2 separate regions of the Homo sapiens genome follow, and region 2 is linked to region 1. A link is an interaction called in ENCODE POLR2A ChIA-PET data of the cell type or tissue named here. Cell type or tissue: IMR-90. All regions are shown on one strand.

Region 1 (5,000 bases):
TCTCCTCTGGCATTAACAAATTTTTATATTTGGCTTCATTTCCTCAGCTAAACTTACTGTTTTCTCACTCTTTCTCTATTAAATAGTAGCTTTGTTTCACCCCATTTTCCACATTTCAGATAAAGAAATCTTATGTAGTAAATCGTAGTAAAATTTCTGATTCACAAAAGTAGTCAGGGAATTGAAGTATCGCATTAATAAATTACCTTATGCGACATGCATGGATCACTTGAAGACACAGATATCTGTGGTAGAAATACACTCTACAGTGATGGTATGGCAACACATCCATTAAGAAGATTATTGAGAAGAAATACTCATACCAAAACCTATGGCATACAGCAAAAGCAGTATTAAGAGAGAAGTTTATAACAATAAATGCTTACATTAAAAAAGTATAAATATTTCAAATAACCAACCTAATGATGCATCTCAAGGAACTAGAAAATCAAGAAGAAGCCAACTTCAAAATTAGTAGGAGAAAAGAAATAACAAGGATAAGAGCAGAAATAAATATAATTGAGACCAAAAAAATACAAAAGAAAAAAGGTGTTTTTTTGAAAAGATAAACAAAATTGCCAAACCATTAGGCAGACTAAACAAGAAAAATAGAGAAAAGACCCAAACAAATACAATCAGAAACAAAAAAAGGAGACATTACAACTGCTACTACAGACGTCCAAAAGATTGTTAGAGACTATTGTGAACAACTGTACACCAAAAAATGAGAAACATAATGGAAATGCATAAATTCCTAGACATGTACAAACTACCAAGATTGAACCAAGAAGAAACAGAAAACCTGAATAGACCAATTGTGAGTAACATGATTGAATCAGTATTAAAAGTCTCCCATCAAAGAAAAGTCCAGGAGTTGATGATTTCACTGCTGAATTCTACCAAATATTTAAAGAAGAACTATACCTTTTTTTAAAAACTTTTCCAGAAAGTTGAAGAGGAGAGAATTCTTCCAAATGCATCTTTGAGGCCAGCTCATCCTGATACCAAAACCAGACAAGAACACAACAACAATATAAGTAAACTATAGGACAATGTCCCTAAAGAACATAGATGCAAAAATCCTCAACACAATACTAGTAAACTGAGTCCAACAGCACATTAAAAAGATCATTCATCATGATCTAGTGGGATTTATTCCAGGGATGCAAGGATAGTTTAGCATATGCAAATCTATAAATGTGATATATTATGTCAAAAGAATGAAGTATAAAAAATCATCTCAATAGATGCAGAGAAAGCATTTTATAAAATTCAACATCCCTTCATGATTAAAAAAAAAACCCTCCAAAAATTACGTATAGAGAAAATGTACCTCAATACAATAAAGGCCATATATGACAAACTCACAGCTAATATTATACTGAATGGGGAAAAACTGAAAATTTCTTCTCTAAGAACTAGAACAAGACAAGAATGCCCATTCTTACCACTCTTATTCAACATAGTACTGGAATTCCTAGACAGAGCAAATAAGCAAAAGAAAGAAATAAAGGGCATTTAAATTAGAAAGGAGGAAGTCACACTGTCCCTATTTGCAGACGACATGATTTTATATATAGAAAACCCTAAAAGTTCCACCAAAACAAAACAAAACAAAAAACTCTTAGAACTGATAAGCAAATTCAGTAAAGTTGCAGGATAAAAAATTAACATACAAAAATCAGTATCATTTCTATACACCAATAACAGACTAGTGGAAAAAGAAATCAAGAGATCAGTCTCATTTACAACAGCTATAAAAAATGTAAGAGTAAATTTAACCAAGTTGATGAAAGATCTCTATAAGGTAAACCATAAAACATGAATGAAAGAAATTGAACAGGTCACAGAGAAAATGGAAACACATCCCTGTTCATGGACTGGAAGAATTTATATTATGAAAATGACCATACCACCAAAAATGATCTACAGATTCAGTGCAATCTCTATCAAAATACCAAAGACATTCTTCACAGAAGTAGAAAAAATGACCCTAAAATTCATATGAAACCACAGAAGTCCAGTAAGAACATTAGCTTAAAATTTTTTTTAAAACAAAAGAAGCCACAGAAGGCCTCAAATAGCCAAAGCAGTCCTGAGTGAAAAACAACAAAACTGGAGGCATCGCATTACCTGACTTCAAAATATACTGCAAAACTATAGTAAACAAAACAGCATGGTACTGGTATAAAACCAGACACATAGACCAATGGAACACAGTAGAGAGCCCAGAAATGAATCCATGTATTTACAGCCAATAAATTTTTGACAAAAGTACCAAGAATATTCAATGGAGAAATGACAGTCTCTTCAGTAAATGGTGCTGGGAAAACTGGATATTCATAGACAGAAAGATGAAACCCCTATCTCGGTCATCAGCAAAGCCTGAGTCCTGTCCTCTCGCTCTCCTCCCTGGACAGCATGAGCTTCACCACTCGGTCCACCTTCTCCACCAACTACTGGTCCCTGGGGTCTGTCCAGGCACCCAGCTACAGCACCTGGCTGGTCAGCAGCATGGCCAGTGTCTATGCAGCCATGGGGGGGCTTTGGTTTCTGGATCTCTGTGTCCCACTCCATCAGCTTCCGGGGTGGCTTGGGGCCCAGGGGCCTGGCTGCGGGGATGGCCGGGGGTCTAGTAAGAATGGGAGGCATCTAAAATGAAAAGGAGACCGTGCAAAGCCTGAACAACTGCCTGGCCTCCTACCTGAAGACAGAGAACCAGAAGCTGGAGAGCAAAATCCGGGAGCACCTGGAGAAGAAGGGACCCCAGATCAGAGACTGGGGCCATTACTTTAAGACCATCAAGGACCTGACGGCTCAGATCTTCGCAAATATTGTGGACAATGCTCCCATGGTTCTTCAGATCAACAATGTCTGTCTTGCTGCTGATGACTTTCGAGTTAAGTATGAGACAGAGCTGGCCATGTGCCAGTCTGTGGAGAGCGACATCCATGAACTCCCCAAGGTCATTGATGACACCAATGTTACTCAGCTGCAGCTGTAGACAGAGACCGAGGCTCTCAAGAAGGAGCTGCTCTTTATGAAGAAGAACCACAAAGAGGAAGTAAAAGGCCTACAAGCCCAGGTGGCCAGCTCTGGGTTGACCATGGAGGTAGATGTCCCCAAATCTCAGGTCCTCACCAAGATCATGGCAGATATCTGGGCCCAATATGACGAGCTGGCTCAGAAGAACCGAGAGAAGCTAGACAAGTACTGGTCTCAGCAGATTGAGGAGGGTACCACAGTAGTCACCACGCAGTCCGCTGAGATTAGAGCTGCTGAGATGATGCTCAGGGAGCTGAGACATAGAGTACAGTCCTTGGAGATCAACCTGGACTCGATGAGAAATCTGAAGCCCAGCTTGGAGAACAGCCTGAAGGAGGTGGAGGCCTGCTATGCCCTGCAGATGGAGCAGCTCAATGGGATCCTGCTGTATCTGGAGTCACAGCTGGCACAGACCCGGGCAGAGGGGCAGTGTTAGGCCCAGGAGTATGAGGCCCTGCTGAACATCAAGGCCAAGCTGGAGGCTGAGAGCACCACCCACCGCCGCCTGCTGGAAGACGGCGAGGACTTCAATCTTGGTGATGCCCTGGACAGTAGCAACTCCTTGCAAACCATCCAAAAGACCACCATCTGCCAGATAGTGGTTGGCAAAGTGGTGTCTGAGACCAATGACACCAAAGTTCTGAGACATTAAGACAGCAGAAGCAGGATGCCCTTTGGGGAGCAGGAGGCCAATAAAAAGTTCAGAGGTCAAAAAAAAAAAAAAAAAAAAAAAAGAAAAAAGAAAAAATAAACCCCTATTTCTCACCATATAGAAAAAACAAATCAAAATGGATTAAAAACTTAAATGTAAGACTTGAAACTACTAGAGGAAAACATTGGGAAAGTGCTTTATGACATTGGTCTGGGCAAATTTTTTTGGGTTAAAACCTCAAAAGCATAGACAACTAAAGCAAAAATAGGCAAATAAGATTGCATAAAGCTAAAAAGCTTCTGCATAGCAAAGGAAACAATCAACAAAGTGAAGAGACAATCTATAGATTGGGAAAAAATATTTGCAAACTATCCATTCAACAAGGGATTAATAACCAGAATATATACGGAACTCAACTCAACAGCAAAAAAACAAAACAAAGAAAACCAAGTAATACAATTTAAAAATGGGCAAATGAACTGAAGAGACATTTCTCAAAAGCAGACATACAAATGGCCAACAGGCATATAAAAAATGCTCAACATTACTAATTATCAGGAAAATGCAAATCAAAACCACAGTGAGATCTCATCTCATCCCAGTTAGAATGGCTATTATGAAAAACACAAAAAATAACAGATGCTGGTGAGGATGTGGAGAAAGGGAAACACTCATACACTGCAGATGGAAATATAAATCAGTACAGTCACTATGGAAAACAGTGTGGAGGTTCCTCAAAACACTGAGATCTAAAAATAGATCTATGATATGATCTAGCAATCCCACTGCTAGGTATGCATGCAAAAGAAAGGAAATCAGCATATTGAAGAGATATCTGCATACCTATGTTTATTGCAGCATTCTTCACAATAGCTAAGATATGAGATCAATTTAAGTGTCCATCAATGGATGTATGGATAAAGAAAATATGGTATATATACACAATGAAATACAACTCCGTCATAAAAAAGAATGAAATCCTGTCACTTGCAGCAGCATGGATGAAACGAGAGATTGCTATGTTAAGTGAAATAACTAGGTTAGAAAAGTGAAAAAAGACAAATACCACATTCTGTCACTCACGTGTGGGATCTTAAAAAGTTGATCTCATGGAGGCGGAGAGTAGAGTGATGGTTGCCAGAGGCTGGGAAGGACAGAGGATGAATAGAGGTTGGTTAATGGGTACAAAAATACAGTTAGATAGAAGGAATATGTTCTAGTGTTTGATGGCACAGGAGGATGACTAAGTTAACAATAATTTATCATATATTTCAAAATAACTAGAAGAGAAAATTTGAAATGT
Region 2 (5,000 bases), 130 kb after region 1:
TAAGCCACCAAGTTTTCGGTGACTTACTACAGCAGCAACAGAAAACAGCAGCCAACTAAAACATAGCCAAAGTGGACCACAGTTGGAGGTCTCCTGTCCTGCTGTTACTAGAATACAAAGTACACCTGGGTTCCTAAGGTAACCAGGAGACATGGAATCGATTTTGTGCTTTGGACATATTGATTAGATGCAAGTCCCTCAAAATTCCCAGCATCAATGTTTTCTCTCTTCTACTGTTAGAGGCCCTTGGGTGAAAAAGTTTGAGAATCACTGACAAGAGAATGGTGTCCTCATCCGTGTCATTTACAAAATGGAACACGTCTCTGGGGCACAAAGACAAAGGAGAAAACAACACGAATCTGAGCCATGGAACTGTCTCAAGATGATATGATGTTCGAAGCAGATTTTTGTGGATATTTCTTTATCCAGAAGGAGAGTTGTACTTTGATCCATGCCTGGTCCTGGCTCTGTTAAGATTGCTCAAGATATTGGTCCATTTTCTGTGTCGGTCCCAGCTTGCCTGGTATCTTCAACCAACAGGGGCTGAGGATAATTATCCTGGATTGATCTGTACCTCTGCTGGTATAGATCAGGAAACAAAGCTCCTGTGTGGATGGGAAGACTATATATGCTGTGATAGCCTTAGTCACCCTCTTTGAGAATTTGTGGGAGAAACATTCTACCTGTTTGATCCCATTTGCTCAGAGTCCTTCTCCTCCCCCAACCTCCAAGGGTCCTTGTATCTGCTTGTTGACAATCCCCACCTCCCTGGCTCTCATGACCTAACACCATGCTTGGAAGTCCCCAAATGATACTACTGTCCTGCTCCCTTGAATGGAAACCCCAAGGGATTCTGAGGTGGTTCATAAGAGTAAACTGGAGTGTTGGTTTAACCAATACTCCCGTGGTCTTGGTTGCTGTGAATCACCCATCTTTTCCCTGAGTGGGGAAGGATTACCACTTTTACCCCAGATGGCTTTCCTGTTGCCATTCATTCACTTCCTTGCCCTAAACTTCCTCCGATCCAGCAAGCCACATGGCTGCTGTTCTCTTGGATCAATCCTGACAATACAGTATGCAATGCCCAAAATGTATGAAACTGATGGGAAATACTTTGCAGCTTTGTTTCTGATGATATATTCAGTGTCATAAACATATAGACTTGCAGACATTTGATCTCAATGGAGATGGAACACAGCTCCATATATTGACATTGCAGGTTTGTTCGTGCTCATTCAGTTTTCTTCACATCAAATAATCCCCTTCCACCCCTAGCTTAAAAGACCTGTCCTCTCCCCTTCCTCAGCTCTTGTTCATAATTTTTCTTCTCTCCCTCCCTGAATCATTATTTCTCTCAGCAACACCTTCCATCTTTAGCTTCTTAGTGGCTTCTTCCCACTGCCTGTACACAAACCCAGATCTGTGCATTAAAAAAAAAAAAAAAAAAAAAAGATCATGGGACCTTATTGCCCTCTCTAGTTTTTTTATTTCGGGCTAAACTTCTTGCACGAGGGTTTGTGTCCACTCTCCAGCCTCACCTCAAATCCCCTACAATCTGGGTGTGGCACCCGCTTCTCAACCGCAGCTATGTTCTCAAGTGTCACCAGGGTTCTCCTAACTGCCTAATCCAGTGGCTTCTTTACAGGTTTTGTTTGTGTGGTTGATTGCTTCAGATTTTCCAAAGTTTTCAAATGGACAAAAAACTAGAGAGAATAGTATAATTAATAAACGTATATACTTGTTGCTTAGATTTAACCATTGTTACTTTTTTTTTTTTTTTTTTTGAGACAGAGTCTCACTGGCTCTGTTGAGATTGCTCAAGATATTGGTCCATTTTCTGTGTTGGTCCCAGCTTGCCTGGTATCTTCCATCTTGCCAGGCTGGAGTGCAGTGGCGTGACCTTGGCTCACTGCAACCTCTGCCTCCCGGGTTCAAGCGATTCTCCTGCCTCAGCCTCCTGAGTAGCCGGGACTATAGGCACGCACCACCACGCCTGGCCAATTTTTGTATTTTTAGTAGACACAGGGTTTCACCATGTTGGCCAGGATAGTCTCGATCTCCTGAACTCGTGATCCACCTGCCTTGGCCTCTCAAAGTGCTGGGATTACAGGCGTGAGCCACCGTACCCGGCCCCATTGTTACTATTTTGCCTTGTTTCATCCATTTTATCTGCTAAATTATTGTTCATTATAGACATTCTAACGTTTCACCCTGAAATAATTCAGTATGCTTTTTTTTAAAAAAGTGAACATCTTCCTACACACCCATAGTATCATATCAAACCAAGAAAATTAACAACAAATCTGTCGTATCATCTTATACACACATTCCACATTCCTATTTCCTCAATTATTCTGGCAATGTCTTCACAGCTGGTGTGTTCAGATTGCAGTCATGGATGTCCACTGTGTTTGGTGGCTGTGTCTTGGTTTTCACTGATGACATCACTCTAGCATTTGCCTCTGCTATGCAGTTCCTTCTTGGAAGACTTTCCCTTGGTTTCCATAATATTAACTCTTCTTTCTCTTAATCTTCTACTCCTGACCATCTGTTTTCTTCACAGACCTTCCTTTGCTACTTGTCTTTTCAGTATTGGTGCTTCACAGGATTCTGCCCTTGGCTCTCCATTCTCACCCTGAACTTGCTTCCCAGGCAATTCTCCTGAATAATATTCCATTGTATATATGGATACCATCTATGGTGTGGCTACACCACATTTTGTTTACCCATTTATCAGTTGATGGACGTTCGGTTTATTTCTACTTTTTTGGCTATTATGAATAATGCTGGTATGAACAGCATTTGTATACAGTCATGTGTATTGTATACAAGTTTTTGTGTAGACATATGTTTTAATTTATCTTGGGTATATACCTAGGAGTGGAATTGCTGAGTCATGTGATAACTTTATGTTTAACATTCTAGGAAACTGCCAAACTGTTTCCCAAGCAGCTGTACTGTTTTACAGTCCCACCAGCAATGTAGAAGGGCTCTGATTTCTCCACATCTTCACCAGCACTTGCTACTGTCTGTCTTTTTTTATTATAGCCATCATAGAGGATGTGAAGTGGTATCTTACTGTGGTTTTAATTTGTATTTCCCTGATGGTTAATTATTTGAACATCTTTTCATGCGCTTATTAACCACTTGTCTATCTTTCTCTTTCTTTCTTTCTTTCTTCTTTCTCTTTCTTTCTTTCTTTCTTTCTTTCTTTCTTTCTTTCTTTCCTTCTTTCTTTTCTTTTCTTTTTTCCTTTCCTTTTCTTTTCTTTTCTTTTTTGGAGACAGAGTCTTGCTCTGTCGCCCAGGCTGGAGTGCAGTTGCGCAATCTTAGCTCACTGCAACCTCCACCTCCTGGGTTCATGTCATTCTCCTGCCTCAGCCTCCCAAGTAGCTGGGACCACAGGTGCCCGCCACCACACCCGGCTAATTTTTTGTATTTTTAGTAGAGATGGGGTTTCACCATGTCAGCCAGGATGGTCTTGATCTGCTGACCTCGTGATCCGCCTGCCTCGGCCTCCCAAAGTGCTGGGATTACAGGCGTGAGCCACCACGCCCGGCCAACCACTTGTATATTTTCTTTGGAGAAATGTCTATTTAGATCTTTTGCCAATTTTTCACTTGAGTTATCTGTCTTTTTTATTATTGAGTTGAAGAGTTTTTATATATTCTAAATACAAGTCTCTTTTCAGAAATGTGATTTGCAAAATTTTCTCCCCTTGTAGGAATTGTCTTCTTAGTCGTCTTTATACCCATAGTTTCTAGCACAATAGGCATTCAATAATTAGTTATTGAATTCAATTGAATCTCTCATAGGTCTTTTAGGCAAAGTCTCTAATTATCTTTTTTACTATCCCCTCAACTTAACTTCCTTTCTTAGACTATAAGAAAAATACAAATAAAAAGGAAGAATATGAACGCTTTGGACTGAATATTATTGAAAACTCTAAAGTATACATGGTTTTTAAACACTAGGTTTTAACAAATTACTTAACTTCTCCATGCCTCAGTTTCCTCAGTTGTAAATTTGAGAGAGGTTTTGGAATTTGTACTTGGTCATCTCTAAGTTTGCGTCCACTCCAACATTTAATAAGTTTAACAATAACAAAAGTCAAGACCATTCCTGGTGGCATGCAGGGCTCGGAGCAAACCACTTAGAATAATCACTGTGTCTGCCTTGCTTGCTGGTATACTCCAAGCACAAAGTGCTGTGACCTACCCATAATAAGTAATAAGCAAAATAGTTTTACTTAATTCCCATTAAGCTCATTAAATCCCACACCTGTAAAGATCATCAAGACGTCAACAACTCCCAAATTAGTATCTCTAGCCCGGACTCTTTTCTTGATGAATTCATTTGCTGATTCAACACTTCTATCTGCAGGTCTAACAGGCCTCACAATTGTAACATGTCAAAAATAGAATTCTTGATTCCCCACTCCTCCTCGAATTTGGTCCCCACTCGCCACTCCACGCCAGGCTTTCTAATTTCAGTAAATGGCACCACCTCCAGTGAGACGCCCAGGTAAAAAGGTTGGAATCATCCTTAACTGCTTTTCTTCTTTAAAAGTTATTCAATTCATCAAAAAGCTTTATCAGCTCTACCTTCGAAACACACACAAATTCAACCACTTCTTACCATCTTACCTTCTCCACAGCTTACTGCTCTGGGCCAATCTATGACCTCTTCCCTGGATTTTTATAGTAGTCTCCTACTTTGTGTCCTTAAATCTACTCTTCCCCACCTACCAACATTTCTCCACATAGGAGCCAGGATGATTCTCTAAAAACTTAAACAAGATCATACTACTCTTCTGTTCAAAATGCTCCAAAGGCTTCCTATCACATTCAGAATCAACCCGTGGAGTTGCTGGTGGAGTGGCATGTTAGGCCTAGAACAGTTCAAGTGAACTGGGTCTGGCTTCCTCTCTGATCTTACCTCCTATCTCTCTCTGCCTTGGTGACTCCAATATGACCTTGTCAGCCTTTTTATGTTTCCTG

Evidence for each region. ChIA-PET counts read pairs that join two places held together with the same protein. Peaks named below come from ENCODE experiments on the same cell type or tissue, not always from the same donor. Only the 100,000 strongest peaks of a DNase experiment are listed, where the experiment ranks them.
Region 2: POLR2A ChIA-PET joins it to region 1 with 7 read pairs; 4 of 35 experiments call an interaction of 5 or more read pairs at or near these places.

Annotation. Positions count from the first base shown.
Region 1 is chr3:141,469,322-141,474,321 of GRCh38, reverse strand. It overlaps the pseudogene KRT18P35. Among named protein-coding and RNA genes, the nearest start is that of RASA2, 15 kb to the left of the region's middle. In IMR-90, no CTCF peak of the experiment used is centred here; a DNase peak (open chromatin) is centred at 2,961.
Region 2 is chr3:141,339,177-141,344,176 of GRCh38, reverse strand. It overlaps a transcript of ZBTB38 not described here. Among named protein-coding and RNA genes, the nearest start is that of ZBTB38, 27 kb to the left of the region's middle. In IMR-90, no CTCF peak of the experiment used is centred here; a DNase peak (open chromatin) is centred at 2,906.